3 separate regions of the Mus musculus genome follow, and regions 1 and 3 are each linked to region 2. Evidence: chromatin loops called from intact Hi-C (ENCODE). Cell type or tissue: left cerebral cortex. All regions are shown on one strand. Links, peaks and the distances in the headings refer to the core of each region. The heading gives the core; the rest is flanking DNA. Region 1 holds the start of Gm29856 (a long non-coding RNA gene). Region 2 overlaps Sdccag8 (serologically defined colon cancer antigen 8). Region 3 overlaps Sdccag8 (serologically defined colon cancer antigen 8).

What was found. Peaks named below come from ENCODE experiments on the same cell type or tissue, not always from the same donor. Only the 100,000 strongest peaks of a DNase experiment are listed, where the experiment ranks them.
Region 1: a loop joins it to region 2, with 5 times the contacts of the local background. A loop is called at or near these places in 6 of 42 quality-filtered maps.
Region 3: a loop joins it to region 2, with 2.3 times the contacts of the local background. A loop is called at or near these places in 9 of 42 quality-filtered maps.

The regions. Positions count from the first base shown.
Region 1 is chr1:177,449,271-177,459,547 of GRCm38, forward strand. Gm29856 (a long non-coding RNA gene) reads left to right here and starts at 6,848. Exons shown (of 2, transcript XR_373736.4): 1 at 6,848-9,881. Zbtb18 (zinc finger and BTB domain containing 18) reads left to right here. Exons shown (of 2, transcript NM_001355099.1): 2 at 1-1,494. In left cerebral cortex, for the core only: no CTCF peak of the experiment used is centred there; DNase peaks (open chromatin) are centred at 2,698, 2,822, 3,943, 4,792 and 3 more places; H3K27ac peaks cover 4,653 bases.
Region 2 is chr1:176,924,550-176,934,826 of GRCm38, forward strand. All of the region lies in intron 13 of Sdccag8 (serologically defined colon cancer antigen 8), which reads left to right. Gm15423 (a long non-coding RNA gene) reads right to left here. Exons shown (of 5, transcript XR_003948788.1): 3 at 7,306-7,379. Among named protein-coding and RNA genes, the nearest start is that of Gm15423, 11 kb to the right of the region's middle. In left cerebral cortex, for the core only: no CTCF peak of the experiment used is centred there; DNase peaks (open chromatin) are centred at 5,380, 6,748 and 7,181; H3K4me3 peaks cover 1,005 bases; H3K27ac peaks cover 5,000 bases.
Region 3 is chr1:176,994,805-177,005,081 of GRCm38, forward strand. The region is part of intron 16 of Sdccag8 (serologically defined colon cancer antigen 8); the gene reads left to right. Among named protein-coding and RNA genes, the nearest start is that of Gm15423, 59 kb to the left of the region's middle. In left cerebral cortex, for the core only: CTCF peaks have their summits at 4,470 and 5,471 (motif pointing left); a DNase peak (open chromatin) is centred at 4,436; H3K27ac peaks cover 143 bases.

The sequences.
Region 1 (10,277 bases), core at 2,166-7,165, 520 kb after region 2:
ACTGTCTCTGTGAAGGTTTGCTTGAGATGAAAAAGGATATTGCAGCTTCAGCAGTGTTGAACTGTGTGTTTAAAATGTGAATTACTGTTCTTGTATACTGTAATTGATTACACGGGCTGGGGGGGGTGTCAAAGAACTTGACAGGTTGTGTTGATGCTCTTAGTTGAGTCTTGAAAAGTAAATATTAACGCTACAGAAATGCATGAGTTTCAATATATTTTTTGTCTTTGTTTGCATTGTATAACTTTAACGAGTGAGTTTAAAATTATTTAATTTCCTTAGAAAAATAGCACCATTTGGGAAAAAAACTGGTGTTACGAAGAACATAAATGCACTGTCTTTATTTTTATTTTTATTTTATATAATTTAAATTGACTTTTCCCACGTCTTTAAGTTTGAAACTGTTAAGCTGAATAAAAACTTAAGCTGCAAATTGATAACTTCGCTACATTACAAGGAACATATAAATGTTTACAAACGGCTTAAAGAATTGCATGTGCAGTGTGCATTCATACCACACTTGTAATTGCACAGAACCCATGCCAGCTCAGAGTTTAGGTGTACACACGTACCCAGCCGAGTGTTTTTAGAATAACTACTGCACAAATTGACAATAGGTCATAGGTCATTCTCTCTCTCCCTCCTTTTTGCTTCCCCTTTCTTTTTCTCCCCTATTTCCTTTCCTTCCCCCTACCCCCTAACTCATGAAAAGATTCTATGGACTGAAAAAGCCCCAGGCTGAAAGGACTGAACCGCCTTGATTGACATGGGGAGGGGGGTTAGTAGACTGTGTATCGGCAGCAGAGGCTGCAGCCCGATGTGTGGTTCTGATGGCCAGCGCGGGGCAGAAGCGTTTTGCACACTGTTTGTTTTCCTGTCTTGCACTTACAAATAAGGTCTATGGGAGTAGCATGGGAAACAGTGGTTGTTTTTCCCTTTTTCTTTTTTAATTGCTTTTGTTTAAAATTTGATCGCCTTAACTACTGTAAACATAGCCTATTTTTGTGCTTAAGATACTGAATGGAAAACTCCATTGTGTGTTGCTGGACTGTTTTGGAAATATTTGGTCAAATGTATGTTAATTTGGCTGTAATGGCATTTAAAGCAAACAAACAAACAAACAAACAAAGCTGTGAAAATGGCCTTGGAGCATTATCTTTAGTTACTTGAAGAGTTTCTAGTTTTTTTTTTTTTAATACAGTTTATGTTAAAATAATCTTTATTAATCTAGAGGAGACAATCAATGTCTGTGGAAGAACGGACTTTTTTGGATTTTCTTTTTTAATGGTCATTGTGAGTGATTGCTCTTTCTTTTACTTAGTTTCACATTCTTCCTTTGTTCTAAATCTTAGACTGACATCTAGCTTTGACAATCATAGTATGTTTTATTTCCTGAGGGGGAATAACTTATAATGCTGTTTAGTTTTGTACTATTGGTGTGTTGGTGAATTTTTAAACTGTGTGCTAACTGCAATAAATTATATGAACTGAGAATTCCTTGTGTGCTTTTTGTATTATAGTCGCACAACAGATTTGGAGTTAGTATAGTGCATGACGTCTTCATTTTAATGTCAAGTTTTATTCAGCTTATGAAGTATTAGACTGCTTTAGGGTCACCCAAATGGAAATGTGCACATTCTCACTATTTAAGGAGACACTAAATGCACATTGAAAAATATAACCCATCTCTAGTGTAGATCAAGACTGTTGAGATAATTCCCTAGAAATTATAAATGCAAAGAACTTGAAGTGGCAAAGGTAGGTTTTCATAATACAACTACTAACCCATACACAATACAAGTCACTTTTCATGCGAGATTTTATCCTAAGTTGATTGGTCAAATCCATTCTCCCATGTTCTGGCTTTAAGTGGAAAATTGAAGGAGACCGGATGTCTTAATTTGGAAGACTGCTTGGCTAATGAGTGGAAGTCTAGGCAATTGAATTAGCAGGCATTCAGTTGTTCAAGATGAGCTGTGTATGTCTGTTCTTCTTACCAGCACTCAAAAGATCTTAGTGTTTGAGTTCAAATTTTAAAACATTTAAGTAATGCACCATTAGAGCTGTCCTTCCCCTTTGTCATTGCCCCCTCCTCAATTTTTTGCCTGTCTTGTTGGGTTTGTGTCTGGTAAGGGCTGACTGACTCTTGGAATTCACAGAACACATGGATATACAAGGACTTCGGCACACTGGCCCTAGATAGCAGTGGGGCCCAGGTCCTGAGGTTGTATAAATACTAAAATCTTCAACTATCCATAAATCCTAATCCTACAGACAAATATGGAAATAATAATTTTCCATTACTACTGTCAAAGATAATTACACCAAAAAGCCCACAGTAAGATTAACTTTTTGGTGTGTGTGTGTGTGGGAGGGGAGGTGTCCAGAGTATAAAACATGCCATTTAGAAGCTCTTCGATGGCTTTGGCTAGAAACACACAAGATTTTTATCATAGAGTACAATAAAAATTTCCAGCTTGGAATGATACATTCTGCTTTTAATGGAGGAAATAATACAACTAACACACCTCAAAATTGGCTTTAAACAACTGAACATTGCACATGAAGGGGCAATTTTCATTTGGTCTCTACATAGCTATTCCCTGAGCAGCTAGCTAGTGAGAGACTCTTCCCATTTTCCTGTGAGTTAAAGCTTTCTGAAGAGACTGAGGGCTTATGTATCATTCAGTCTCATGATTGTCTTCATTTTAAGTGAGCACTACCCTAGCAGGCTTCACAGGATAGACTCAACAGCATTCTGACTATGATTTAGAAATAACGTATTACAATACCGCACAACAGGCATAGAGTGTTATTACACAAAGGGTCACATTTGGCATGTGATGCACAAGAATCCATTGTTCTCCACTGCACTGAAGAAAGAAAGTTGTCATGCAGTCCGGTTGGAAACCTGTAAAATCAGGCCCTCCTTTGACATCTGGCTGATTCCTAAATACATGCTAAAAATATGGTTTCACTTACTTTTGAAAACATCTGTTTCTTTCAGATAATCAATTAGGCCCTAGATTGCTGTGGGCCCAGCATTGTGTGCTAGCTGTACCCTGGGGAATAGTCAAGGAGTAGAAGACACTAAGGAGGCCGGTTGGGGATTTCCTTCCTAGTTAATTATGCTATCAGATTAATAGGTGAACCAAGTAGAGTTTACCCTTAACGGACTTCACGTGGGCCTCTAAAAACAGGTTTTTGGAAGGTTAGAAAAAGATGAACACTATTTAAAATGATATATTTACTCACATTAAGTATTTTTAAAAAATGCTTGTTTCCCCAAGTAATTTTTTTATTAAACTACTATAAGAGAAATAACAGTATTTTCTTTAACCTTGGATTTCCTAGTTTTACAGATCAAAATACACATAAAATGCATTAAAAAAAAACTTGAGAAACCCCATTTTTAAAAATCAGATACAATTTTTTTTAATCTCAAAATTTCCTGCACCGTTTGCCTATATGTTTTCATTCCTATAACGTTTAAAAATCTTTGAGTTCTAGCCTAACGAAATCGCATATAACTCTGGGTAGGAAAATTTTAACTGTAGATACCGACCTAAATTTTTATTATATTTATTTATTGCAATGTTTGAAACTGCTGATAGAGTGGATGAAGTAAGTGTGAATTCTGAAGTTCAGGACAGAAAAGCTGTGTCACTTTGATTAAAGTCCTCTACCTCTAAAATACTGGAGATAATGTCATCTTAAAAATAAAGCAGTGGCTTGAGGTTTTAAATGCAAATAAATGGCTTTTAGGAATTTAATTTTGGCCAGAGTCCAACTTTATTACACTGACAGGATTTTGTCCCTTATGTTAGAATATTTCGATTTATTTATTTATTTTTACCTTTCGCCTGCGGAATCCTGGCAAAATATCCGTGATTCTTTGGTCTAGACATGCAGTCACTTATCTGACTTCAAGTCAACTTGGCTCCGACAGACTCCAGCCCTCTCCACTCTGCTCAGCTTCACTCCTCTTTTAGGGAATAGCAGCAGAGGGGTCAGCTACATCTTAGGGTGCCATTGAGAGCTTTCAGAAATCCATCCTGATAGATCATTCAGAAATTAAGCTTTTAGTATTTTTTGCAAACCAATGCCTTTAAGAGTCCTCACCAACTATCGTGATTTCTTATGGAAGAAACTGAACCCCACATGTGAAATGCTATGAAGAGACCGGGTGTCTGTGTAGAAATGGACCAGCGAGCACCAGTAGTTTGAACAGTCTTTTTTTTTCTTTTTTCTTTAAAAATCCAAATACCTTATCATGCCTCTGCTTATGCAGAGACATTGCAATTCACCCACCAATCCAGACGGGACAGTTTTACCTCCCTCTGGTATATTTAAGCCTTTGGAAGAAAGATCAGGATTTTTGGGGGGTGTCTAGGAGGGGGGGGGAGGGATGAAGTATCCAGTTACCTTTTCTAATTCTATTCTGATACTTACTAACCTCATCAGTTTCGAGCTTTCTGTGGGATGCTGCTTCCTTAGTTGAAAGGGTAGCTTTAACAATATCCTTTAAAACCAAAGGCTGTCTTGAATTTGTGGTCACTTATTCCCCCCAATAAAGTATGTCCTTTTCCTAAGCTTTGGGAATGGATTTGCCATTAGGCTATAGGAAGCTGCATCTCTTTGGGGAATGAGAGGAAAAACAAAACAAAAGCCCATTTGGGTTTAAACGGTAGCACACTTAGGAACAGCTCCACTGAGTGTGTGCAGGACAGCTTTCAGCGCTCCGGGGACACACAGACTGACTCCGGTCACTGAAACTGCCCGCACACAGCCTCTTGTGATCTTAGCAGTTAATCATTAAATCATGTGGCTTTTGTTACGTGTCAGTATGCATGCCTATCGTGACTCTATAGGAATTTTTAAACGTAGTTGTCCCAAATATTCAAGTTTGTCAAAGGTGCACTTGTAGTCCATTTAAACTGGAGCATGAATGAATGTTTTAATATTGGTAAGCATGTGCAAATACATTAGACCTGTTCTAATCTAGAAGATGTGTAGATGTCACCAAAGCGGAAAGACTAGCAGGATTTTATTCATGTGCCATACCAGAATAAAACTTTTGGTATGTGACAGAATTTAGAAGAAATGTATCAATCATATATGAATAGATTTACTCAAACCTATAAAAAGAAATATGTACATTTTATTTAAAAAAAAAAACATACTTAATGCAGGTCACCTTACCTCCGGGAGGATTGTTAATGACTCTAACATTTTGCGTATGGTATTATCTGAGATGAGCTTTGATCAAAGTAAAAGTATTTAACATTTTCTTTCAAATCTCTTAAAGGTTTTTTTTTTTTTTTGGAGATTGAAAATACACACCTACCTGTTCTTTGAAACGCTAGCCTTGGCTTGGTAATACTGAAACATCATTTGCATGTTTACTAGACAGCAATGCCTCCTAAGCAGGTCGCTGTGGACAATTTCGCAGAAAGCACAGTAGTACCATAATTAAAATACTGAAGAGAAATAGCTATGTTCGGTGAGCTGGAACTACCAGAGAAGGTAGTGACATCTATGTGTACTTAGTGGGGGAAAAAAAAATCCCATTTTCTAACTTAACAGTTCTCCATCACTTAAAATCGCCCTCAGTTAGAATAAATTGGAGCAAAAGAAAAATCATATTTCAAGAAAATTAGATTTATAAAGTTATTTCTGTAGCTACCTGGCTATGAGGAAGAAGGTGCCCCATGATGAGGCAGGAGGGAGAAATGACACAGGTTTACAGCCTGCACACTGTCATAGGACAGGCGACTCTTATGTAGATTTAAGATCTCTTATGTAGATTTAAGATCTCTACCAAATCCTCAAGATCTTGCAAGTGAATGATCTCGGTTTCTCTGAGTCTGCTGGGTGTTTCCTTGGGTCTGATTATTGCTGGGGCACAAACTGAAATTCTCACCTCTCACTCTGCTTTCTAGCCTTCTCCATGTCCATTTATTCACCACAAGAGGGTAAAGGTTGTGTGTTGAGTGATTTTTGACACCATGGCACAACTGAGTTTTCTAGCCAAGCTATCTCCATGTCTTTCTACCATTTGGGGGTGTGGGGGGTGGGGTGGGGAGAGAAATAAATTTGAAAACTCCAATTTAGATTGGCCTATTTACTGCCCTGAGTATCAGCTATCTATGTGTTCATATACCCAGACCTGGGCGGGTGAGGTGGGGGGCTGAGCCTGTAGGTAAAGAACTGAGACATTTCTGGGCTCCTTACAATAAATGACATCAAACTGGATGAAAACCTTCAGCGAAAGGCAAAGAAATTAGAGTAGATGTTGGGGCACAAAGAACTTTTGCTTTTCATAGTAAGTGTGAAGTCTAGAAAAATGTGGTGGTTTCTCACGTTCTATTTATATGTTATTTTACTTGAGGGATGCCTCAAAGCGATGCTAGAACCACTTCTGTGCAGAGGGGGAGGGAGGGGAGGCTTGTCATCATTTACTCGGCATGCTATGTAAAGGTGCTTATCTTGCAGTAAAAATAATACTTTAGTGAGAATATGACAGGCGGTCTGTAGGCTTGACCAGTATGGAAGGGTTTTAGATGATTGATGTGTTGCTGTTTAATAGTCAGTCAAATAACACCCTCGAAGAATGAGGCTCTCAATCTTCATGTTGTTTTTATTTACTAGTATGTATATTTTTTAATCTCTCCAAAAATAATAGTTAAGCCTTATAAGCAGGAGAGAGAGAGAGAGAGAGAGAGAGAGAGAGAGAGAGAGAGAGAGAGAGAGAGAGAAAGGAAGAAAGAAAAAAAGAAAGAAAGAAAGAAAGAAAGAAAGAAAGAAAGAAAGAAAGAATGGAAGGAAGGAAGGAAGGAAGGAAAGAAGGAAGGAAGAAAGAAACCAAAACAAAAAATAAAACTGTATCTCAGATCTGAATAGTTGGATTCTGGGCTGATAGTCTTTAAAATAATAAATTAATTCTTTTGTTCACATTATGAAAAATCTGAGGTCTAGCTAGAATGGCTCAGAAATTCTCTGCGTTGTCAAGACCTGCGGCGTCTGTCTGATAGCCTCTTCCCACAGGTTGCTGCTGTGAGTGTTCTCCAAGGTAGGTGTAACCTAGAATCATATGCACTGGAAGCTCCCTGGCACAGAGGTGACTTCCAAGTCTTTCACTCTGGGTCAGTGAGAAACAGCTGAGAGCAAGGTGTTGGGGAGAAGAGGGTTCAAGCTCTTTGCAAACATCTCACACCTCCCCAAGACCTTGGGTAGGTAGCATTTGAAAGATGGATGGCCCTAGCTTCTCCTTTTAGATTCCAAATTTGACAATGGTCAAATCCCTCGCTTTAGGGTCATCTTTGATCAAGACCAAGTCTGCAATCTCCATCCTGGTTATACCTCTGAAGTCAAATTCTCACTGTAATATTTGTCACGGGTTACCATACCCATTGTCTGCTACAAACAGTTACTGTTGGAATCTAAATTGGAGTGCTGCTGCCGCCGCCGCTATTGTGGGTTTTCCTTCCAGTCTGACCCAGTCCTCAGCTCTGTACAGCAGGGCACTCTCTGTTGCCCTCTGAGCCCTGCTGGCCTCATCTCCTTCACCTCAAGAACTGCAGCATCCTCCCCACTCACTCTCTCTTCTCACACTCCCAGCTAGGAAGGGACTGCTTGGGTTTCCATAAAGCGTGTTATTTGTTCAGCCACAACGAGGCAGTGCTCAGTCCAGGCAGGGACAGGCAGGGAGCAGACAGTTGTCAGTGCTGCTGGACCGGGGAGGCAGAGAAGTGTGGCGGGGTGCTGAGGTGTCAGCCTCCAGGAACCTCAAAACTCCTCTGCTGCCCAAGTGGGAGGGAGTCTCTGGGTTTCCCCTTACTGGCCCCATTTTCTTAGAATATTTCTCACCTCCTCTCACTGTCAGCTACTGGAAAGAACCCTCAAAGGAAACTCAGGGAGACATGTCCATGCCACAAATGTGGGCTCCCACTCTGCCACATTCGTTTCTTCATTTCTAAGAGCAGGAAGACTATACCCTGTAACTTCTTCCTTGACACAGTGCAGCCGTGAACGTATGTACAGACTACTAAGCTCTCAGAGGAAAGATGCTATGAATATTTTAGGGGACAGTACTACTATAAAACAAAAAAAAATCTGTTTTACACCAAGGTGAAAGGTTTTCCTATCACAAAGCCTCTCCAGCAATGTGGATTTTTTTTTTTTTTACAATTTTTATTTTATTTTTATTCAATGTGGATTTTTCTTTTAAAAACATTAAACTCAGCAAATACTAATAGTTTCAACTTTATTTTGTTTTCAGCATGCCCTCATAGAAAGCAATTTCTCCATGCTGTGTGAAAATTAAAGGGTCGTAATTGTGAAAAGCTTACACACTCTCAGGTGGGCTCATGGTGCAAAAACACATGTGCAAGTTTCCTCACTGGGGTCACACTGCTGTCCCCTTCTGACAGCTTTCTCTGTGCCTGTTCTGATTGATCTAGGGTACCACACCCATATCACTTCTTTTTTGGGGGGTAAATAAAAGGAAGACCTCATTGACATCAAAGAAAAGCTGCTATGTCAAGTGCCCCAACCCCTCCACTAATGCTGAAGAAATAAAAAATTAAAAAAAAAAAACCCAAACAAACCTGTGACTGATGTTCTCTGGAGTATCGTTAAGTATAAACACTACTATGGCAAATGTCATACAGAATGTCAACAGACAAGTGCCCAGGTCCCATGTAGCCAGGAGAAGGTGGCTCATGCCAGGTCAGAGCTTAGATAATCTTGGTGTCAGGCCTTGTGTCACCGATGCGCCCTGTGTGTTGTCATAGCCATATCATGGTGCCATGCAAATGGGTGTAAGTCCATTCACTGGAGGACAGTGCGTCTGCCCGAAAACCAGCAGAATACGGCCATGCATTCTGCTTAGTCAGACACTTTTAAATACTAATATATGATCCAACATTACGTGTGTGTGTGTGTGTGTGTGTGTGTGTGTGTGTGTGTGTGTCAGGGCCAAGCACTGGATGGCTTCAGAGTCCCTAATCAGCCTGTCCACCTCCCTCTTTGATACCATGCCACTTCACAAAAGCAGTTGGGCCACAGTCATCTCTCTTCTCTTTTCTTTTCCTTCTTGTTATTATGATCCAATCTTCCTTTTTGATCTCACCGTTTTCATCAGTTTTTGTAAAAGGCAATGAGCATAACAATACATGTTTGGTAAAAACAGTTCTTTGTTGCTATATTGAATCATTTGGTTTTTTTTAAAAACAACAACAAAAAAAAACAAAACAACAACAAAAACAACCAAAACCAAACAAGCACCCCTCCCCCGGGGGAAAAAAAAAAAGACACAACCTTCCCTCTGCTTGATGCCATAGACAAGAGTCCAAAGGACATTAGCTGCTCGGTTGCACACATTGGAGGGAGAGATTGCTGCGGGCTCTGTCTCCCTAATAGACTGGCGATTTTGTAAAAGATTTTAGAGGGTTTTGTTTAACCATTTCTGCATGTGTTTTTAATGAGCTCATGATTAGTAGCAAAGGCCAGGTTGTGGGGTTTGCAGCCTTTTTTTCGGACCCGATCCCTTCCCGCTGACCTGCCGAGTGGGCACCTGTGCTCTCTGCCTGGCTCACCTATGGGAGTCAAGGTGGTGGGGCCATCTCCGGGCCTGTCTTCTTGCCAGGGATGAATCATGCAGTAGGCAGAGCGGAAGGAGTCTCTTTGTTGACAGCTTTCCATCTGGACTTTGGATACGGCTGGCCGTTCATGGAGAGCCTGGGTTAGCTGGAAAGGACTGCTCTGCTCTAGTCAGCTCCTCCATGAAGGCCCCAGGCCGAGTAAGACACCAGCGAAGGAGCTGCCCAGCATTTCAGCTACAAAGCAGAGAAGTAGCCCTCCCAGGTCCAGGTCCCCAGGTTTGTGAATGTGCACAACTCCCGCTTCGACAAGTGGGTATTTAATAGTCAATAGGATCATTTACAGCCTCATTCAAATAATCCGACTGGAGTACACCTGAATAAATACACCAAGCTCAGGTGGTTGAGCGCTAACCCCTTGGAGTTTAATAATTAAAATAAACAGACCTATTGAGATGAATTCCAGTCTTTTCATGTATAAATGTAAGATGCTCCACACAGGTTGGTGTTTATGGTTCACACCGGAATATGATGGATAGATTATACGTGTTCCATAGCTACTTAAGAAAAGAAGAGATTATCTTAGCCATGGGGTAAAGTTATGTGATACCATCCAGTCTGATTCTGGGCCAGTACAGAGTCCCCCCCCCCCCCCATCTTTCTGTCTTTCTTCTC
Region 2 (10,277 bases), core at 3,101-8,100:
TACAGTGTACTTACATATAATAAATAAATAAATAAATAAATAAATAAATAAATAAATAAATAAATATTTAAAAGAAAAAGAAATAAGTGTTCACTGATCCTTCATATACCAATATGAATATCCATTACAACAGTTGAGTCTTAGGGCCATTTCTAATAGCCCTTTATTGGCCATTTAAATTGTTCATAATGAAACTATCATCCTCTTAGACTTGATTTTTACCAAGAGGAAGGAGAAAAGTCGAAATCCCTGTACATATTTAATTTTAATAAATCCAAACATCTTTTGAACTACAAGATTTGAATCCTTCCATATGATTTTGTGTGTGTGTGTGTGTGTGTGTGTGTGTGTGTGTCATGGTAATTTGAAACAAAACTCTAAAACAAACATTTTTGAATGTTTGTGTGACTTACTAGCTACTCACAGTGGTAGGTGCTCTTCTACATAACTATCATACTTATTAACATACCCTCTTTTAAGTTCTGTTTCCTTTCCTCACATCCGACTTGGAGGGAAGTTCCTGTAGGAAGCCTTGGACCTGAATTGCCCTAAGTACTAATGGGAGATGTGCCCATCATAAGACCTGCAGGCTCCTGATTTTATCGGTGTGTCTGTCATGAAAGTCCTTATGTCCCCTTTTGCATAAGTAATTTTTCAAAGGATTCTCAGAGCAACAGTCTAAGTGAGAGACTAATAAATGATCATTTTGCTCTGACCTACTTTTATGGCCCATATGGGAAGATCTGATCTCTGACCTAAATTGATAGCAGGTTGAGCTTTTAAATCATTTTAAAATTGAAAAATGCTACAGCAGAGAAGTCACAAGGCTATCCTGCTGTCATGGACAGGTTTACTGGAACAAAAGGTGATTAAGAATTTCTTTCTAGAGCATTCTAGAAGCTGAAGTGACTGATGTTCAGCGTCCAGATAATAACTGCTACAAATGCTTTCTTGAATTAGTTTGACTGCTCAATCTACCAGCAGGGGTCAAGACTTGCTGAGTCCTTAGAAATCCTCAGAGGAAGAAACTGTGCAAGTGCGGCTGGCTCTCCTCGTTCTAGGACTGGTGACTGGCACCAGCACCACTGTGGCGCCAGAGCGAACCATCCATGGCAGAGCTCATTTGCTCGGACTTTTCTCTCTCACAGATCAAATCCTTCATTCTGAAACTGAAGACAAAGGAGATGCCTTTGATTTCAAATTTCAAAAGTATGACTTCCCAAACTTCACTTTAAAAATCTCCATTTCCATGATTACTCCCTTAGAAGCGAATTGTGTCTAGATGCACATGCATGCCTTTGGGATATGGTGTTCTGCAGGCCAGGGGAAAGTCACACTTTGCCAAGAGGAAGTTATATCACTAGGGGGCAAGGTGTGAAGGACCCTGGGTAAAAAAAGAGCAAGTGGGTGTCTGCTCCGTTGTCCCTGTCAGTTTTAAAATATGATCACAAATTTTTTTCTTTGCCTGAGTAGTTTGGAGTGGGAAGAGGGAGCAAAGAGAGGTTCTCTGTTCATGTTCATCTGAGCCTGATATTGCCCATTGCCAATATAAATGGAAAGAGGCGTGGCCACTTCCTTGAGGTTGCTTGGTTGTTTACTTTAGAAAATGAGCTCTGACTGCAAGTAGCAAGAAGTCAAGAGTGCAGTGAGCATGTGCCGCACACTGTCTGGTTCCGTATAGCAGTGTCTGCTTGCTGCTAGTCTATGACGTGAGAAACATAAACACTGTGTCAGTATAGAAACCAATATAGCTATGTATAGACACATTTCATTTCTACTTCCTCCGCCCTTCTTTTCTTATTTTGCATTAGGGATTGAATTCCAGCCTGGCCTTATGCATGCTATGAACACAGTGACCACTGAGCTACACATACCCATAGCACCTATGTACATTTAAATGGCCACAACAGGTAATGAGTAAGCTTTTAAAACTGGAGTGGGTATCATTTTTAAACAATTGATAAGCAGTTCAATTAATGAGCATATATATTTAGTGTATTGCATTTTTACAAAACTAGTGATTTACAAATGAGCAGGAGCTCAAAGAAATCTGGTTGAGTACAAGAAGTTTGAGATGCTCTCTGTCTCAGTGCTAACATAGAGCTAGATTGAGAACATCCCTTAATAGATGAAGAAGATGAGTCTTAGAAGGGGAAGCTTGGAATTACAATGAGGAAGGGAAAGAAATGGAGGGTTTGAAGTTGGCCAGTAGATGCCACAGTCACACACACACACACACACACACACACACACACACATGTATAAAAAAAATTTAAAAACCCATAGTTTAGAGCTAGGTATTTAAGGGTTTTTTAGGGTTGTAAAATCTAAGCTTGGTGGCCAGAACCAAGCTCTCTCTTTATTTCCAGTCCCCCCACACCAAGCGTGGCATCAGGTGTTTAACATAAATTTACCTCTGCTCTTTTCTATTAAGGGGAAAAAAGGAAAAAGAATAGCATTTATCAGTTTGTTTAGGTCCCAGCCCTGAGCCCCACTGGGCTCATTTGAAGAAGACACTTAGCATCAATGTATTTCTTTATGTTGCATGGTTAACTTCAGTTTTTTTCCTCTTGCGTTTTATTCAAGAATTTTTAGCCTAAAGTTTCCATTTAAAAGTTAAGCTCATTTCCCCCTCTTGTACTCCTTTCATGAATAAATTAAGCAGAGAACGTGTCAAAAATAATTTTAAATGAATATATGTGCAACCAACATCTTCAAGGCTCAAAATAGATGGCCTTGGTGCTGTTATAAATTGCATCCTCTTTTCCTCCCCCACCCAGTATCAGGGAAAGTAGGCTGTCAAGGAGCCAGGAAAACAGAGGCATTCCATTTTGCTCTGGTGGACCCCACACTGCCTATGCGTGGTCTCTCCACCTGTCTGACAGGCGAGACACCCTGGTCTCAGAGTGGCCCTGGGCAGAGAGACTTGAGCGAGAGGCTGCCAGCAAATGTGTGTCTGCAGGTTCTGCTCAATGTTCCCTGGCTCGCTGCTCTCAGTTCTGCACCGCCCAAATGTGTGTGCAATGAACATCGACGCTGGGGGTGCTCTCCTCTCCCCTGCCACACAGGCCCACAGCCTGGAGCATGGCGGCTGAGGCAGCCAACTCATCTTCTGAAGAAGCCCAGAGGAAACCAAGAGCGTATTGCCCACACCACTTGCCTGACTCAACAACAAGGAGCATCAAGTTCAATGAAAATAGAAGGGGAAAGGTAGCAGCATGTGGTAAAATAATGTTCCCAAGTCAGCGTTTCTAAAAGAAAGTTCTGTCCTCCCATACTACTGTAAGATCCATGGAGGGAAGGGAACAAGTCATTGGCTTAATGGTGTTTAATTTCTTCTCACCCACCTCCTCCCTCCTCCATGGCTTTGTTTAGTAGGTCAGTTGTTAGATAGCACTCCTTTTTTATTTAATAACCACGTGCTTATTACACAGTGAGTCATTGATTGATAAATCCAAGACATGAAGTTTATTAAGACTCTTAAGATGGTTTAAGAGACTGGGAAATGCTTCATTCTCCTCTGTGACCTGACACAGACTGAAGTCAGCCTCATGGGGAACACACTGCTCACAGTTACACCATATAAGCCCGCAATTGGGGTTGGGGGTGGAATGCAGTCAGTTTCAGGCCGGAGCAAGTACTAATAGGTTAAAGCAACATTCGGGAAGCAGCCTGTAAGGCAGACGGCTAGCTAAGTGAAGTCTGTTCCACAGTGGCTCCGTGTGGCCTCCAGCATGCTTCCATCACCTCGGAGAGAACTGAGTCTCTTTCTCATGTCCTGGAGTTTACCAGGAAAGAAAAATGGGTTGCTTGGGTTTTGAGGTCGAGGGGGGATTCCTTCTGCAGAAAAGGTACTCTTAAAAAGTCAGCCTTGAAAACATTGTTGTCTTTACCGGAGCCTGTTTCTGACTAAAAGATTTACCCAAAGAATGGACCCAGAGGTAGAAGGGGAATTTTATATGACTGCACTTCTACTTGGACATGACATCTAAAAACAAAGTACCATGTCCCTAGTGGGTAAGCAGGTTGCCCTTGCCTGCCTTCTGGAAGCTGACTCAGTTTGCTTCAGCAGGCTGGCTCTCCTTGATTTAGACACATCCTTGTTCTGTCAACTGCCCTTCATTTTCTAGAAATCATATCTGAGTCTTGATGAGGATGCATGGATATGTAAAATCATGTTAACACAAAGTTCTGTAAATTAGAGAGAGGGGCTGTGCTTCTATGCTTCTGCTTGTTCAGAGACTTCAATGCTTTAAAACGAATTCATATAAAAAGATGATGATGATGGTAATCAGCCGTCACAATGTTCAGTCTAGAAAACTTGAGGCTAGTTGAGGGCATGATCCATTACTCTAGGTAGCCCTTGTTGGCAAGGTTATAGCGTTGACAAATTAAGGCTACAGAGAGTACTCCCTCTTTTCTAACTTTAGTCTTTGTCTTTAGAGGGAAAGCCATCCTTTCCTTCCTGATATTGTCCTTTGCTAATGGCAGCAGCGTTGCAGCCCAGGGCTCCTTAAGTTCTCCTGTGAGCACTGCTGGCACTTGGGTTCTTTCTCTCCCTGAAAGAAGACATCTATTCAGAATCCTTAGTGGTTGAATTGGTCAGCAATGTTTCAGCCGAGAAAGGATGATAATCCTATTAAGGAACAATGAAATCCATCTACAACAAAAAGAAAGCCCATGTCAGAACTATAGAGGAACCCAAATTTTGATCCTGCACCCAGGCTGACTTTCACAAAAAAATTATCTGTAAAAGTAGAGGGAGTCACGGTGCTGGAGACGACTCCTAGCACTAAAAACATCTTAGATGTTGCTTTATGTGCTTGCTTTCCATTAGAGTCAGGAATGGTCCGACTCTGTTGCTGTGATTTTGTCAACATTTATCCTATCTGTCTTTCATATACAAAGGCTTAGGGATGCCAGAAAACAAACTGTTAACGGAGAATTAACTTCTTTGGCATGCTTTCATACTTATCTTCCAAATTAAAGAAAATGAAATGGGCAGAAACAGAGTGTAGATTACCTCCTTTTTGTCAAAAATGGTGGGAATTTGAAAATTAATAATAAAAAAGGGAACAGATGCAGTAACATGCCAGAGGGAGATTAATGTGGAGAGTGAAATCTGTGAGCAACAAAACTGAAGCAAACTGAATCAGTGGGAGGTGGTTGTACAATCAAAATCAGGATAAAAGAGAAATTACAAACAACCCTGCACTTGTCAAAGTAGTAGTAATGAAACCCTGACTCTGCCAGCAGCGAGAACCTGTGTTAGCACTTTGGGGTAAGGATGGTAGCCGGGTGCCAGGTAGGAGGGCAGTGTTAGGTTGCTGGGCAGCAGCCATCTTGTGTGGAACAGATGGCACTGAAAGCTGGCAGGGGAGGGGCTCCTTAGCAGAACTAATCAGACAGTAACAGATAGGGCAGCTGGGAAGACTGACCACAGAGAGGGAGCCTGCGGGGTAGCTCAGTGCCACGGTGTGTGCAGCGGTGTGCCCATTGGTCTGCGGGAAGACCTTGCAATGCCTTTCCCATCGATGGACGCACTGAAACTTTTGTTCAAAAGGGAGAATTGAGTTGGAGTGTCTCAAACTTGGGGGTGGGGTTGGGTGTTGGAGAGAGACTGGGAATGGAGGTACTGCCCATCTCTGAATTCGTTGCATGAGTTTTCAATGTCAGCTTCTGTGGAACTTTGATTTTTGCAGCATGTGTGGCTCTGCCGTTCTCTTCTCCACTGTAGCACGCCAAGTGATCGCTCTATATTTTATCCACAGTTTGCAGCATCAGGACTATACATAAAATTAGAAAAGACTTCCTGGTATGATTTCTCACAAATGAAAACTAAAAGCAACCAGGTGATATGTATGTTTCTCCTTAATAATTCTTAATAACCTAATTCAAGCTATGGTTGACTTACAGCCACTTGCTCGTCCTTTTTGCTCCATGTAATTGTGGACTAAACAACAAAATCTAAGCATAATTTAGAGCCCAAACCTTAAAACAAAAATCAAATTACTGTGCAAAAATGAGAAGCCAACCTGTTAAATTTAATTGTGCATTGAAGAGCCATAATTCCAGATAGGTCAGCACATTTATTCAAATGCTATGCCTTTGACAACAAGATTCAGGTCTCCTACGTCTGTTTTCAAACTTGTATCTTCCTTTCTCCTTTTTATTTTTCCAGAAGGTTTATAGCTTGGCTCAAATTATTCATTTTGGAGGGGGGAGGGGGAAACATTACCAGGATTTGAAATAGGTGGTATAACATAGCCATATGCTATTTATGCAGCAGTTTCTGCAATAAATCTAATTTGGTGCTGTCAAAAAATCAGACTTATTTGATATAGCGGCACATTAGTAAATGATTGTGGCAGATTTAAAGTTGTCATTTAGTCTCTTCTAACTCTTAAACAGAATCTTGCAAACCCGTCTTCTCTCTCATCAAGTCTATGAAAACCTCCCAGGTCTTTGTCCTACAGTACTGCAATATTTTCATGTCTCAAAGCAGGTTTTGCCTAAAGGTAACTGAGAAAAAAGGGTGAAAAATGAATATCCTCTGTTGTCAAAATAACATTGGCAGTCAGAGATCAATAAAGCGGGGAAAATGATAGTGTCTCCAGCCTGTGTAGTTCTTAGAAAAGCAGAGCAGCTAGGCAGGCACATTCAGAATGAAGAGAAGCTAACATCAGTTCTTTATTAAGGAGCTGAATGTTTTACCTTGCATCCTACACCCATATGCTGTTTTAGGAAAACTGGCATTAAAGATGTGAACGACATCAGCTCCGTCTTCACCTAGTAATGCCCTTAGAAACGGCTTCCCTCTTCTCTACTGCAACCTGGCAACATAAGTGTGCTGCCTTTTTTTTTCCCTGTAGAATTTATGTCTAAGGTGTTGTTATCAAATGAAACTTTCTCCTTCCTACTCCTTCTATTTCAAAGATATAATAAACATTGCATATTAGGCAGGCAAATATTCTCTGAGTTCCTGAGTGAGTCCTTCTGCAAGAGGAGCCCTGACACTGCTCCCTCGTCTTTGCCGTATGCTTTTACAGAAGGGAGCTGTGTATGGGAGCACGCATCCAAGCCCCTGTGTGTGCCTGGGGTGACGCTACCGTGGTGCTCAGCGATCTTTCCCTCTTGTCTCTGTTCTTACCTTTCAATGTCCAAAAGAAGGTTACATGTCTTTCCGAATCAGTGTTCTGAGGGGCAAGGTCCCTTCACCTAGTGCAAGCAGCCTCTATTAGACCAGCATTCTGCTAATGTTTGCTTCTCTCATGTAGCACTTCCACCACCAAGGGGTCCACTTACCAACACAGTCCCAACACAGTACCGTTCCACAGCAGGGACGCAGGTGACCAAACGCCCATCATACACAGCTCTCCCTAAAGAGAAAGAATATGCAGAAAGGTATTAAGCTTGCTGGGCACAGCAGTTTTGAAATTTTCTCCACATATAGCAGAAACTATGTAGAAATTCTATTTCAGAGAGAGAAGAAAAGAGTACTCCCCTTTGAGCTCATAGTTTCAGTACAAAATCCACATATTAAATATTATTGCATATTACATAAGAAGGATTTAAATAATATACTTAGGGCTAGTAATATATTGGGAATTGATGCTAAAAATATCCCTTCAGTTAAATTTTAAGCTGCAAATTTTGTTTGGCTTTGTATTTAGCAACACAATGATTTTCCTTCACATGTCCGGAAAACTGCTTTGAGAAAAATCTGTTTTATAAATTGTGCATATTTAACCAATCAAAACCCTGAGGTTTCAATTTTAAATTCCCTCTGTTTTCTTGACTGGTTAAAAACTAAAACCTGCTTTCAATTTTCAAAAGAAAAAATTTAATTCTTTAATTTTTAAGGAATTTATAAAAACTTTGCAAAATGCTGGTTAGCATCAGCATCTGAGACCTGATTAAATCTCTAGGTGACCCTGCGCAATCCCCTGTAGCCGCCTGACTGAATGCCATCGTGTCATGTTTAGGTGCGCTTTCTGACAAGGCTTTGGTTACACACCTAAAAACAAAAAGCTTCCCCTTTTAAATTTGAATTCATAAATTTGAAGAGAGTCACTGCTTTTTTTTTTTCTTTTCTGGACAATAATAGTATCTGAAGCTACTAATAGCAGTTAAACCTGAGAGGGTTCTGTTCGTCTTGTGAGACCGAGTATCCAGTCGCTGAGGATAACAATCATCCGACCGAGTGTCCGGTCCCCTTCGTTTCTGTGCTTGCTGCTGTTCACAGAGCTGATCTGTCAGGCAGCTCACACCTCCTTAGGTGGATTGTATGTTCACTTGGCAGCCTCTATTTTGTTATTATTTAAGCAGAACCTTACTTTTAAATGTTAGATTTAAAATGTGCGTGGTTTGATGTGTATATTCTGGGTTATAAGTTTTTCAAAGCAGTGATGGAGCTGTGTGTTAATCCTTAGCTTAATATCGAAATGGTACATGTTTGCACATTTTAAGCCTTTTAGTGTAAAATTTCTTAATTGGAATACTTTCTCCCTTGGCTAATTCATTAGTGAAAATATTTACCCCTCGAGTTAATGCTGCACACTATGGAGCAGTTTTTACATAGTGTAAGCTTGTTTGTGATATTTTGATTTCACTTTAAAACTTTTATTTTGCTTCTGATGCATATAGTTCCTACTCAATATAATGAGAAGTGCAGACACACATGAAGAAAATACATATCAGCTGTCTGCTTTTACAAACGATCATTAAAACACCCTGTCTTTACTACTTTAACTCCAAATTATTGTCTTCCCGAACCCAAAAGTAATTTTCACAAGTGAATTACACAACAGAACTTCCTCTTCTGCTGGCTGGCAGGAGAGGACTTCAGTCCCTGCCGACAGTTCACTTGACAATGACCTTGAGGGGCTTCGCTTCTTGAAGAAGGAAGCAGAAGCTTGCGGTAAACAAAGTTCACTTCTGACAGATGGATTGAATGACAGAAAGGTTGCCAGTGCCAGAATAGCCCTGGCAGAGGAGGAAATGTTCAGTGGAATCCAACAGGAGAGGAGGTGTGAACAGGTGCAGGGTTGCTGACGGAAGGGGAGCCAGATGGAAGGAGCCACAGCCAGTTTATTTAAAGGAAAAGGCAGAAAACATTGAAAGGCTGTGCGATCCGTGGCTAAAAGTGTTCATAGAGGAAGGTAAAAATTCACAAAGCAAAACTGCACAGTGGGGTAGCTAACACTTAGCATAATGGTAGTAATTTGTGAGTTTAGTTTGGAAGTTGCAATTGAAATATATTCATCTTGGCTCTTTGCACCATCAAGTATAGATATTTGAAAGTTGTTGTGTTTTTTTTTTTTTTAAGTCTCCAAGCTTTTTTAAATCCATCCATTAATTTATTTTTTTCCAGCCAGAAGCTCCGTTGTGATAATGCTAAAATTGTGTCGTCAGCTAAGAAAAGAAAAAATAAATAAATAAAGTGAAGGTTAACATTCCATTCAAATTCATCTTATGATGCTTCAGTTTTGTTCACATATGGGAAGCAAATGCATGCAGTGTTGGGTGACATCTGTAATATCCCAGGAATCTGCAATGTTAGGATAGACTCTGTGGTTGTTTTCTCTTGTTCGGAGTCTCTGTTCATTTTGTGAAGTCCAGCACGTTATTTCAGCGAGGAGAGTGCTTGAAAATACACATTTGTCAGCCACAAACACCCGAGTCAGCTTGCGCTGCTGGGGTGGCCCTGGCTCCCGTGGCCTTCAGTAGCCTGCTTACAGGCAGACTCCTGCACACTGGCCCTGGCTCCCGTGGCCCTCAGTGGCCTGCTTACAGGCAGACTCCTGCACACTGAGGTACAGCTTGAAATAGGGATAAAATATAGAGGGGCAAGAAGAGAGGGCTTTCTTGTTTTCTTGGACAATTTAAAATTAAACTTTCTTCCATCCTCATTAATAGTCTTTGCTCATACTGTGCGTGCTGCTCACGTGAGCCTTTGTCTCCCACACTGTTTGAAAAGTTTCCTGTATTATGTGACCAGTAAGAGGATGCCAGTGGAGGAGGAGCTATTGGGAAACAATATGAAAGATGACAACAAAAATGGACGGCTGGTTTCAGGTTTTCAGAACCTACTGTCTGCACCCGGTCATAGAGACTAGAGACAGGAAATTGTTCACAGTCTGCCCCAGAGCAGCCTGCATCGAGCAGAGTGCATTTGACTAAGTCTGGAGGCCTGGAACGATTTGGCTTTCCAAGTAATCTAGGATCTACGATACACTTTTGCCAGTAAATACGAGGAACCGAACTTTGTTAACTGA
Region 3 (10,277 bases), core at 2,442-7,441, 70 kb after region 2:
GGAAGGAGAAAGGCAGAAACAGATGTGCTGCTAGAAGATCTACAGGCTTCTGCCAACCATATGGCATCTTAAAGAAAGATGGTTGGAGCGTCTGGATTAGCAAAGAGTCGGAATGGGGAGCCATGTGTCGCGTTGGTACAGGCAGTTGTTTGAGCTCTCTCTAAATGGCTTCAGGAGATTGTGTAATGGAACAAATGGTCCTGAGAGCAGGGGAGCAGCCTTGCCGCTGCTGGAGAGGCAATTGGCCCTGGGGCGGCGGCTGCTTTCCTCCCTGCCCGCAGCATCAAGTATTCTTTTAATGTTCTTCGAACTCTGAGAATTGACTAGAACTTTTCAACTATTAATTACAAGGCTGGGTTCTCTGGGCTCTAGGCCCCTGTGAACTCTCCTCTCTGCCCCCAATTTGGTAATTAATTAGTCATGTTGCAGCCCTGCTCCCGTGTGCTGTTCCTCTGTCCTCCGCAGGGCTCCAGGCTCAGTCCTACAGTTCTCAGGGCCTTGACAAATGCCTTTTGCAGGAAGGCTGTCTAACTCCCAGGGGCCTGTGTGTCCATCCTGATCCCAGGAGATAGACAAATCTGTGGAGGCCATAGTGAGCACATGAGAGCATACCCTCCCACTGTTGTAGGTCTTCCAGTCTCTACCAGTGAAGTCACTGCACTGTTAGGCCATACCTGCCATTCCCTGGCTCATCTGAGAGCTCAGATGCTATTTTATAGTTCAGAATAAGCATAAACTGAGCGCTGAGACCTAGGGTACTGGCAGTACATGGCCATCGCAAGGCAAGCATTGTGCTCTGTTGCTGAGAAGAGGACTTTGTACATGCAGTAAAATCGCCAGTGGCTGGAAAAGTTAGTTCATAGCTAACTCTGAGGCTCAGATGTGACAAAAGTTGGCTTATAGAAGGTCGAATGGCTGAGAACAACCAAGGAAGCAGTGGGTTGACCTGAGAGAAGCATTCAGCAAATCTTCATTAACCTTTGAGAGCTCTGAGAGTGACTGGTGAGTCAGCTCCTGGCCTTTCTGAGCCCTGTGGGAACAGAGCATACCGAATATTGATGCCTTGCCTATCATGTCTGACCCCAGCTGGACGCCCTCCCCACACACAGAACCAAGGAAAGGGTAGAATTGACATAGTGAGCTGACCACTTGGATCAGCACATAAAGCTATTCACCGTGCAAGCCTGGTGCTCTGAGTTCGATACCCATCAAGGTAGAAGGAGAGAACCAACTCCATAAAGTTGTTTTCTGAATTTTCACATATATTACACACGCATGCATGCATGCATGCATGCAGACAGACAGACACACACACAGACACAGGTGCACACACATATCATACTCATATGTACACATGCACATTAAAATAATAAAAACATGAAAAACCAGAGCCATGTGAGGTGTGTGTCTAGCACAGCTTCCCTCAGAACATGGAACAGCCACAGTGCGTTCTTCTTTGTCTGTTGTAGCAACACACAGCCTCCTGCAGAAAGAAGGTGGAAGCCAGGTCCTGTGTAACTAGGTTGGAGTAGCAGAAAGGCGGTTAGAGATGGCATGTGTCTGCAGACTGGCATGGTTTCTGGCTTTGTTCTTGTTAAATGGGGTCATCTAGAAATCCTGTGGAGATTCTTAACAAGGACATCTTAAATAACTATTGGTGTTTGTGTTGTAAATTGTGCTCTTACACACTTGAGCACGCCAGCTTCTCTCTTTTTTTTCCTCCCCAAGCCCATTTTTTGCTAACACATTGAAGGTTAGGATATTCTTACTCTGTCTTGTGAATTTGGGATTCATTGGGGGCCTGTATCTGTGAAAAGCCTAATTCTGATTGTTATTCGCCAATTAGAAGAAACTGTCAATCGGATCCCATTTTCTTTCCAAGTGTACACAGCCTGGAATTTGTCAGCCTCTGAGTTTCTTGAAACAATGCAATTAAACTGTAACATATTTCCTAACATTCTTAATTAAGACAGTGACTGGAAAATGTAGATTAACAGAAGTTCCTGTTTTTATCAACATATTTTCTGTCTTTCCACCGCCCTCACATGCCCCTCCCCCCAGCGTCTTACTTTCCCTGTCTGATGTCAGTTTCGGCCACGTGTACATTATGAGCATGGCGCTGAAGAAACCAAGTACAAAATTCTCTTTTCATTCCGAGCTGCCCGCCCCGCACCACACGCACTGTCTGTTACATGTCGCTTCTTAGGAGGCTCAGCTGCGAGTTTCTTTCTAAACGCAAAATGTTTCTGAAGGAAGGAGTTCAGGTTGGGCAGATTGTGCTAGAGAAATCTCACTGTCTCTGAGGGGAACTGATACGCTGGCTGATTGTTCTGTGCAGGCTCAAACTGGCGCTGTCTGCAAAGTTCAAGAGTGTCTGGAAACTGAAATATGAGGGCAGCTCAGGAGATCGAGCAGACAAAGCATTTGGAGGGGAATTTCTAAGTAGGGCTTACAAGTGAAACTCTAAAGTGTAACTTTGTAGAGGGGCAAAAATCAAGAATGAAGGCCTGGGCATAAAGCATGCCCACTGGAAATATTTTCAAGGACTCACGGGTACAGTTTTCCAGGGCACATTTGAGGGTTGATCGGAAAACCCGCTGGGGGGGGGGGTCATCCAGCACCTTTTGATTGTCACCTCTTTGAGTGAGTTCTTAAGTCTTGCCAGTTTCAATTAAGTCACAAGAGAAGCTTAATTACTTCATAGAAATTAAAACGAGCGGTAATATTTCTTTGGCCTCTCTATTAGCCAAGATTTTTTTCTCTTTAATTAAAAATTGGGTCGTCCATGATCATCAACAAACAATGATTCACTTATTTGTTTACCAATAAGGAATTAGAATTAAAGACAGCAAATACAAACCCACAGCACCTCTTGCATCGCCGGGAAATCAACCTGTTTTTCACATTGCTTCTCAGGAGAATGAAATTGGGCCGCGAGCATGGAGTTAATGAAGCTTTCACCCATCTCCTCCCTCAACTGCCAGCTCGCTTTAATCCCCTCCTTCTGCCAAAGTCCAGAGGCCCCGGGAGCCCCTGTGGAGCCTCCCTAGCCAGATGCTAGGCACCCAGCCGGCCCCTGCAGGTGCCGGCCCTCTCATGGTGGGCAGGGGGTGCTGGCCAAGCCACCGGTATCCAGAGGCGGAACAGGCGGGCGCGCCCCCGTGGCCCATGCGGAGCCCTGTGGCTGGCTGCACCTGCAGGAGGACAATTGCCCAGCACGGGGTGGCCAGCCGCACTGGAGGCTGTCGCTGTTGTCTGGGCGGGGTGCGGCCTGGGTTCAGAGCAGGCGGTGCAGGATCTAAGTGCACAGCTGCTCCTCTTCTCTGAAAACTAAGACAGAAGCAGTTTGTTGGCAGCATCCAGAGGGAGAAATCAAAGTCTACCTTTGGTTTGGCTGAAAATGATCTCCAAGGGTGAGTTAGTGTATTCTCGGGGTCAGGGAGTACGCATAGTCCCTGACCATTACCTCTCAAAATGGTGCCGGGCAGCCAGTGAGGAGTGGCCGGCCGGGTGAGAAGGCGCCGTGCACGGCCTGTACAGCGGTGTTGCCTTCCTGTCCTGATCTGCTGTCAGGACCCTTGTGTCTCTGCCCACACCAAACAAGGAAATGGCAGGTAGGGGGACATGCTTAGCGATTAGCACAACCCAGAACTTTTGTTTTGAAAATGCAGCTCCTTTGGCCTCTGTCTCCTAGGACTGGGTACAAGGCCCTTTATCTTCTGCCCATCATTCAGTGCAGGGGAGCCTTACAAAATTAGAGCGCAAAGCCCCTAGGCCCCTCTGAGACCATCACGGTCACACTTGGTGGTAGGCGGATTTCTGAGTTCGAGGCCAGCCTGGTCTACAGAGTGAGTTCCAGGACAGCCAGGGCTACACAGAGAAACCCTGTCTCAAAAAAACCAAAAAAAAAAAAAAAAAAAAAAAAAAAAAAAAGGAAAGAAAAGCAAAGCAAAGCAAAGAAAACAAGAAAAAGCCCTGCCCTCTAAGGGTACATTGCCTGCCCTCTTAGGTGCTTCAGGCGGGAACATGCTGCTGCGGAGGATAACCTGAGGTGAGACACTTGGGAAGTTGGTTAACTTACACGTTCTTAAAGAAAAATGAGTAAGGTGTGTGGAGCCTCAGCTGGCTGCCTTCCACTCCTTAAAATAAGAACATTCTGTGGTCCAAGTGTTAAGTTTACCCCTCACCCCCACCCACAGTGGCATGTAACTGGGCCGGATCTGTCTGTTGCGATGCCTGAGCCCACTAGAAACCAAATGAGCCCTCCAGCCGGTCTAATCACTCTGATCTGTCATGGACCTTCTAGCTGGAAGAGTTATGCCATCATATTATCCCAACACTCATCACCATGTGGAGGACCCCCTTTACTAAATGATTTATTACTCTTAGCAGAATTCCTCTGGCTGCAGATTTTATTTCTGAGTCGCTCTGTTCAGCTCAATTGGTCTCCTTCAGTTACCGTGGCAACCAGCAGATGGGGTTCTTTGACAAGGGTCAGCGGGGAGGCTGCCTCAGTGTTAGAGGGAAGAGAAACTAAATAAAAAGCTTTCAGCACTGACAGGTTCTCTAGCCCATAGCCAGGAGTTGTTATCAAATTACTAGCATTAAAACCTAATTAAGATGTGTGCCAGTAGGTACACCGTAGTGACTGAATCTGGTTACTTAGCTGCCGTGGGCTCACTCTTCCTCCATCACACCTCTGTGACCAATTTGGCCACCCTAAGGATGGTCCAGTTGGAAGGAAATGGCGGAGGCCCTCACTTGACACCCTCCATGAGGGCTGAGGTCCCTAGAGCAGCAGGACTTTATTAGAAGAGAATCTTCCTCAAACAGGGCACTGTGCCTCCAAGCCCTGGGGCAGCGGCTAAGCAGAGCCCACACATGATAGCTGCATACCTTCCTTTAAGACTAGTGTTGGCTTAACTTGGGAGAGCTTCACCAAAGTGAAACTGAGCACCAAGTGCTCCAGACTGGAAAGGCAGCCTGACAGTGCAGAGGTTCTCTTCTGTAGCAGGCAGAGATGATAGCTTTAGGTCAGCAAGGAAACTGGTGGTTACTCTAGGTAGACTTGTGATCTATAGCAATAATAGAGTAAGGTAGTTGCCAGTAAGCAGTTCTGTAAGGGTTCACTTCTCTTTAGGAAACACTGCAACATCAAAGAGGAAAGGACAGTGGGGCGTGCCATTCACTGTGTGCTCAAAAAAGAATCCTGGATGGTAGAGCAGAGGACAGGAGGGGTGACATGGGACACTGAGGAAGGAAGCTCACTTGAGTCCAGTTCAGTACCAGCCTGGGCTACACAGCCAATATACTAAAGAACAGAAGGTTAAAGAGAGAACAAAAGCAAAGGGCCTGGAGAAGGTGGCTCTACAGTGAGAGCACCGGCTGATCCCCCAGAGGGTCCTGGTTTGATCCACAGCATCCACATGGTAGCTCACAGCTACCTGTCTAACTCCAGTTCAAGGGATTAACTCCCTCTCCTGGCCTCTGGAGGAACCACATCATATCCACCAGCAAAAACCCCCATATGTACATTAAAGTAAGGTGGGTGGGTGATTGTTTTGCTCTGTGTTTTCAAGACACGGGTTCTCTGTGTAGCCCTGGTTGTCCTGGAACTCTGTAGACCTGACTGGTCTTGAATTCAGAGATCTGCCTCTGCCTCCTCTGCCTCTGCCTCTGCCTCTGCCTCTGCCTCTGCCTCTGCCTCTGCCTCTGCCTCTGCCTCTGCCTCTGCCTCTGCCTCTGCCTCTGCCTCTGCCTCTGCCTCTGCCTCTGCCTCTGCCTCTGCCTCTGCCTCTGCCTCTGCCTCTGCCTCTGCCTCTGCCTCCCAAGTGCTGGGATGAAATGTGTATGTCACCACCACCTGGCTGCAAAGTAACTTTTTAAGGAGAAAGAACAACTGTGGAGAGGTGAGAGGGAGAGAGGAACCAGGTAGAGCAGGTCTTCCCCACAGAACTGGGATAGAGGGATGTGGAATTCCTTGGTGGTGTTCTTACAACTCTTTAGACGCTGTGTGTCACAGAGTGCAGACACTGACAGGTGATATGAGGGAGGAGGGTTTTTCCTGCCTCAGCTCCAGATGGCCCTGAGCCCTGGGCTCAGCACTGCAGACTGCTTTTACAGCCGCATCTTTTCCCAGCCCTATTGTCTTCAAGAGCCATGCTTAACCAGGACCCTGCTCTTACTTTAGGAAGAACTAGTTGGCATAACTCAGGCTTTAAGCAAGTGAGTTTCTGGGTTCTTTAAGGTTCAAAGAAAACAACTTTGTTTTTTGAGACACTGAAATGGAACCTGGGTCCATGATTATGCCACAAAGTACTTTGCTACCCAGCAGCATCCCTAATGGAGAATCTGAAATGCTTGGCCTGCCACTTGTCCTTGTACTGCAATCATCCGTCCATGACCAGATCCCTAAAGGTACTGGGGCTCAGCCTGGCAGGTAGCTCTAACCGTCTGAGAAAGTGACAAAGGAGGGATGTGCGCCCATCCCTCGATGCTCTAAAGTCTCTGGTGGAAGCACTGTTTTAGGCAGGAACTCCGTGGTGGAGTTCAGTGGCACTGTTGGACGCTTAGGGGACTTGTGGAGTGGCAGGGCACATTCAGGATGCCTGAATACCTCCCCTGGTGGTGTGCTGCTTAGCAGGTGACCGAGGAAGGCTCAGTGAAGCCACCTTAGCAAGCATCCTGAGAGCAGTATCGTGTTTGCAGCTTCCTTCCACCTCCCACCCCCACTGCCAGCACTATTCTTTGGTCTCAGTGATTGCTACTGGGACTGGCCTGAAATGATTTGCTACTGGTCTGCCACAAGGCAAGAACTGACATAGGGTAGCCAGAAAACCACAGACATTTTAAAATGCAGCTGTGCGCATATTGTACTGCACAAAACCACCAGCATGCAATAGATTGAAAATTGAGAAAGAATTAAAAACAGTACCAAATCTGTTATCCTCCCTGAGCTAGCAGAAGGGCAAAGAAGGAAGTTTCTCTTCTTTCCTCACTCCAGCAGCCCTCAGAACCTGTGTAGCCAGTGTTTTCTAGAATGCTGCAGAGGGTCACTGTTTCAAGGCTCTTGTCTAAATTCTTAGGCTTAGTGTTCTACAGAAGACAGACAAATTGACTGACTCCCCCATTCCTCTCATCCTCCTTCGTTTCTGTCTGTCTTACTGCTGGGATGTAACTCAGAGCTTTTAGTTGATAGACAGCCTTTTGCCACTGAGCCACACCCCTGAGGTCTGGGTTGGGGCTATAGTTCTGTGGTAGAACACATGCTTAGTCTAAAGCTAGAGTTCTATCCGAGCACCTCAGAAGATAGATAGATGATAGATAGATAGATAGATAGATAGATAGATAGATAGATAGATGATACATGGATGGATGGATGGATGGATGGATGGAGGAAGGAAGGAAGGACAGATGGACTTTGAGTCCAACACCATAGGTCCCTGTCCTAAATGCCTCCACAGGCTGTCTCACTGGGGCAGTCACCTTACACTGTCTGGCAGAACTTTCATCATAATGGGCTGAAATATGACTTCTCAGGAACCTCTCAGCTCCAGCATGGCATTTACCACCATCACTGCCCTCAAGAACCCTGTTCTGTCTCTGTGGGCAGCAGACCAATAGAGAACTTCTCTGAAAAGGAAAGGGGCAACAGTTCTGGGAAGGTGTAACTCTCCCCAGAATCATTTAAATCATTTTTGAACCAGGGTGGGTGTACTGGCTAGTTTTGTGTCACCTTGACACGGCTGGAGTTATCACAGAGAAAGGAGCTTCAGTTGGGGAAATGCCTCCAGGAGATCCAGCTGTAAGGCATTTTCTCAATTAGTGATCAAGGGGAAAGACCCCTTGTGGGTGGGACCATCTCTGGGCTGGTAGTCTTGGTTCTATAAGAGAGCAGGCTGAGCAAGCCAGGGGAAGCAAGCCAGTAAGGAACATCCCTCCATTGCTTCTGCATCAGCTCCTGCTTCCTGACCTACTTGAGTTCCAGTCCTGACTTCCTTGGTGATGAACAGCAGTGTGAAAGTGTAAGCTGAATAAACCCTTTCCTCCCCAACTTGCTTCTTGGTCCTGATGTTTGTGCAGGAATAGAAACCCTGACTAAGACAGTGGGTTTTGGCCAAGGACGTTTACATTGCAAAGCAGCCACTGACAACATAAAACCCTGTGCATGAGTTCTTCATCATGTAATCTGTCTGACCACATTAATGAGAGGGAATTATGTAAAATGCAGTGGCAATTTTTAAGTATTGGAACAAAGTATACAACTTTAAATTAGCATGGTTCAGTCGCCAGAATTAATTACCTCGAACAGTGATTAGGGTAATTGGATTTTCAAAACTTGTACTCAGTGCAGTGTTAGGATTGTGTAGCTGGTGATGTGGGGGGATGGGAGTGTAGCAAACCCGGTGCCGCTGTGCTTAGGGAAGATGGGGAGCTGGGAAGGGAATGGCTGTCTCCTCGGCTGAGGCTTCTCCCCCCACCCCCAACAGGTACTGCTCGATTTGTGCTTGATGGGCTCTGTGCCCCACCCTGAGCAGCTTAGGTTTCTGAGCACAGGTGAACAGTGTGCGTGTGCATGGCTTTCAGCAGGCCTGCACTCTCTGCAAGCTGAGTCCCATATGCAGTTCATAGTCTGCGGTAATGCAGGCTGGTTGCACACACTGTTCATAGTCTTCTCCTCCTGGCTTTTCCAGGGTATGGATGCCCATGCGCCAGGTCCGATGGCTGTGCTTGGAAATAAGGTTGGAAGTGTTACTTCGGAGGACTTGAACTGAGAGGAACCCAGCCTGAAGTAGACTAGCCAGTATGAATGGATTCTGAATAGTCACCCCTGCTTCCACGTCTCCTGTTTATTCACCTGTTGTAAGATTTTCAAATCCCAGTGATGACTGAGAGTGCTTAATTTGTATGCAGTACTTTTCCTTTGGAAAGGCTGAGATACCCACTGTGTGAGGAGAGGGGACTACGCAGGGGCCAGACAGTGAAAGACCCTGTTACTAGGCAAGGGAATATGGCCACAGAGCTGGAGCAATAATTTCCATCAAACAGACATGATGTGAGTGGATCGAGAAGGACCACGGATCCTTTGGGTCTAGCTAGTATGGAGACTCTACCACAGAAGGAGGTTCAGGGATTTTAGGTGTGGTTATTTTGAAACAGAGTTTTATATAGCCCAGGTTGGTGTCTCTCTTGTGTGGCTGACACTTGCCTTGAACTCTTGATCCTGCTGTCTCCATCTTGGCTGCAACTGCTGGGACTGCAGGCACTGTTGAGAACTTTGGCTGTGGAGAGTATCTGAAGAATAGAAGGAGGAGGTGTGGAGTGTTACAGGATACCTAAGCGCATATGGGCAGTGGGGACAGAAGGTTGGAATAAAGAAGGAGTGCCCAACAAGGTGTGGGGGAGGGGCAGAGGGATGAGCACTGGGGAGGGCAGGAGTCCAGCGAGTCACAGTGTGACTGAGGCCACTTGGACAGGTTGCTCAGACAGAATATTAAGTGCCAAGGCACCTCAGACCATTCACTTGGAGCCAGGGGCTGAAATAAAAGAATCTGATATGGAAGGGGGACTCTTCATTGCCATGGTGATTGCTGTCCCTTTTACACTTGAAATTCCCAGAGATGTTTTGGAAGAGAGCCTAGTCAGAGGCATCAAGACAGGAGAGGCCCAGCCCTGTCCTGGGAGCATGGGCTTGCAGGTCTGCAGAGATTTCCCAGGAATATGGGAGGGAAAGACAGGGAGAGAGGAGGAGCCTATGTAGCTCCTCCTATGTAGCTGTGGACACTTTCCTCTCTTCCGCTCTCTCAGCACTACTCCTTCAGTCCTCTGAGCTTGCAAGTGTTGTCCTCTTCCACAGCATGCAGAGGACTGAGTTGTATAACAAATGCAAGACGCTCACAATTGCAGTCCTGCAGTGAGTGCTTCCTCAATACCAGAGCCTCACTGGGAGCAAGGAGACCTGAGCATATTTTACAGTTCAAATAGTTACAGTTTTAAGCTCTATATGCTGTTCGGAAAATGTCCTTAATTTTATCAGTAGACTCCTCTCCCAGGGTAAGTGTGGTCTAAGCATCCTGGTGATATGCTTCTGAGAAGACGGAGGAAGATCCTGTCAGAATCTCCACAGCAAAGCGGCTGTGGTTGAAGAATACTTCTGAACAAAAGACATTTTACTACTACACCAAAAACTCAACAACAAAACAGTCAACAGCAAACAGAAGTCACCTCCACTTTGTCTGGGGAAACAGCCCGTGGAATGTGTATAGCTGACACTTCAC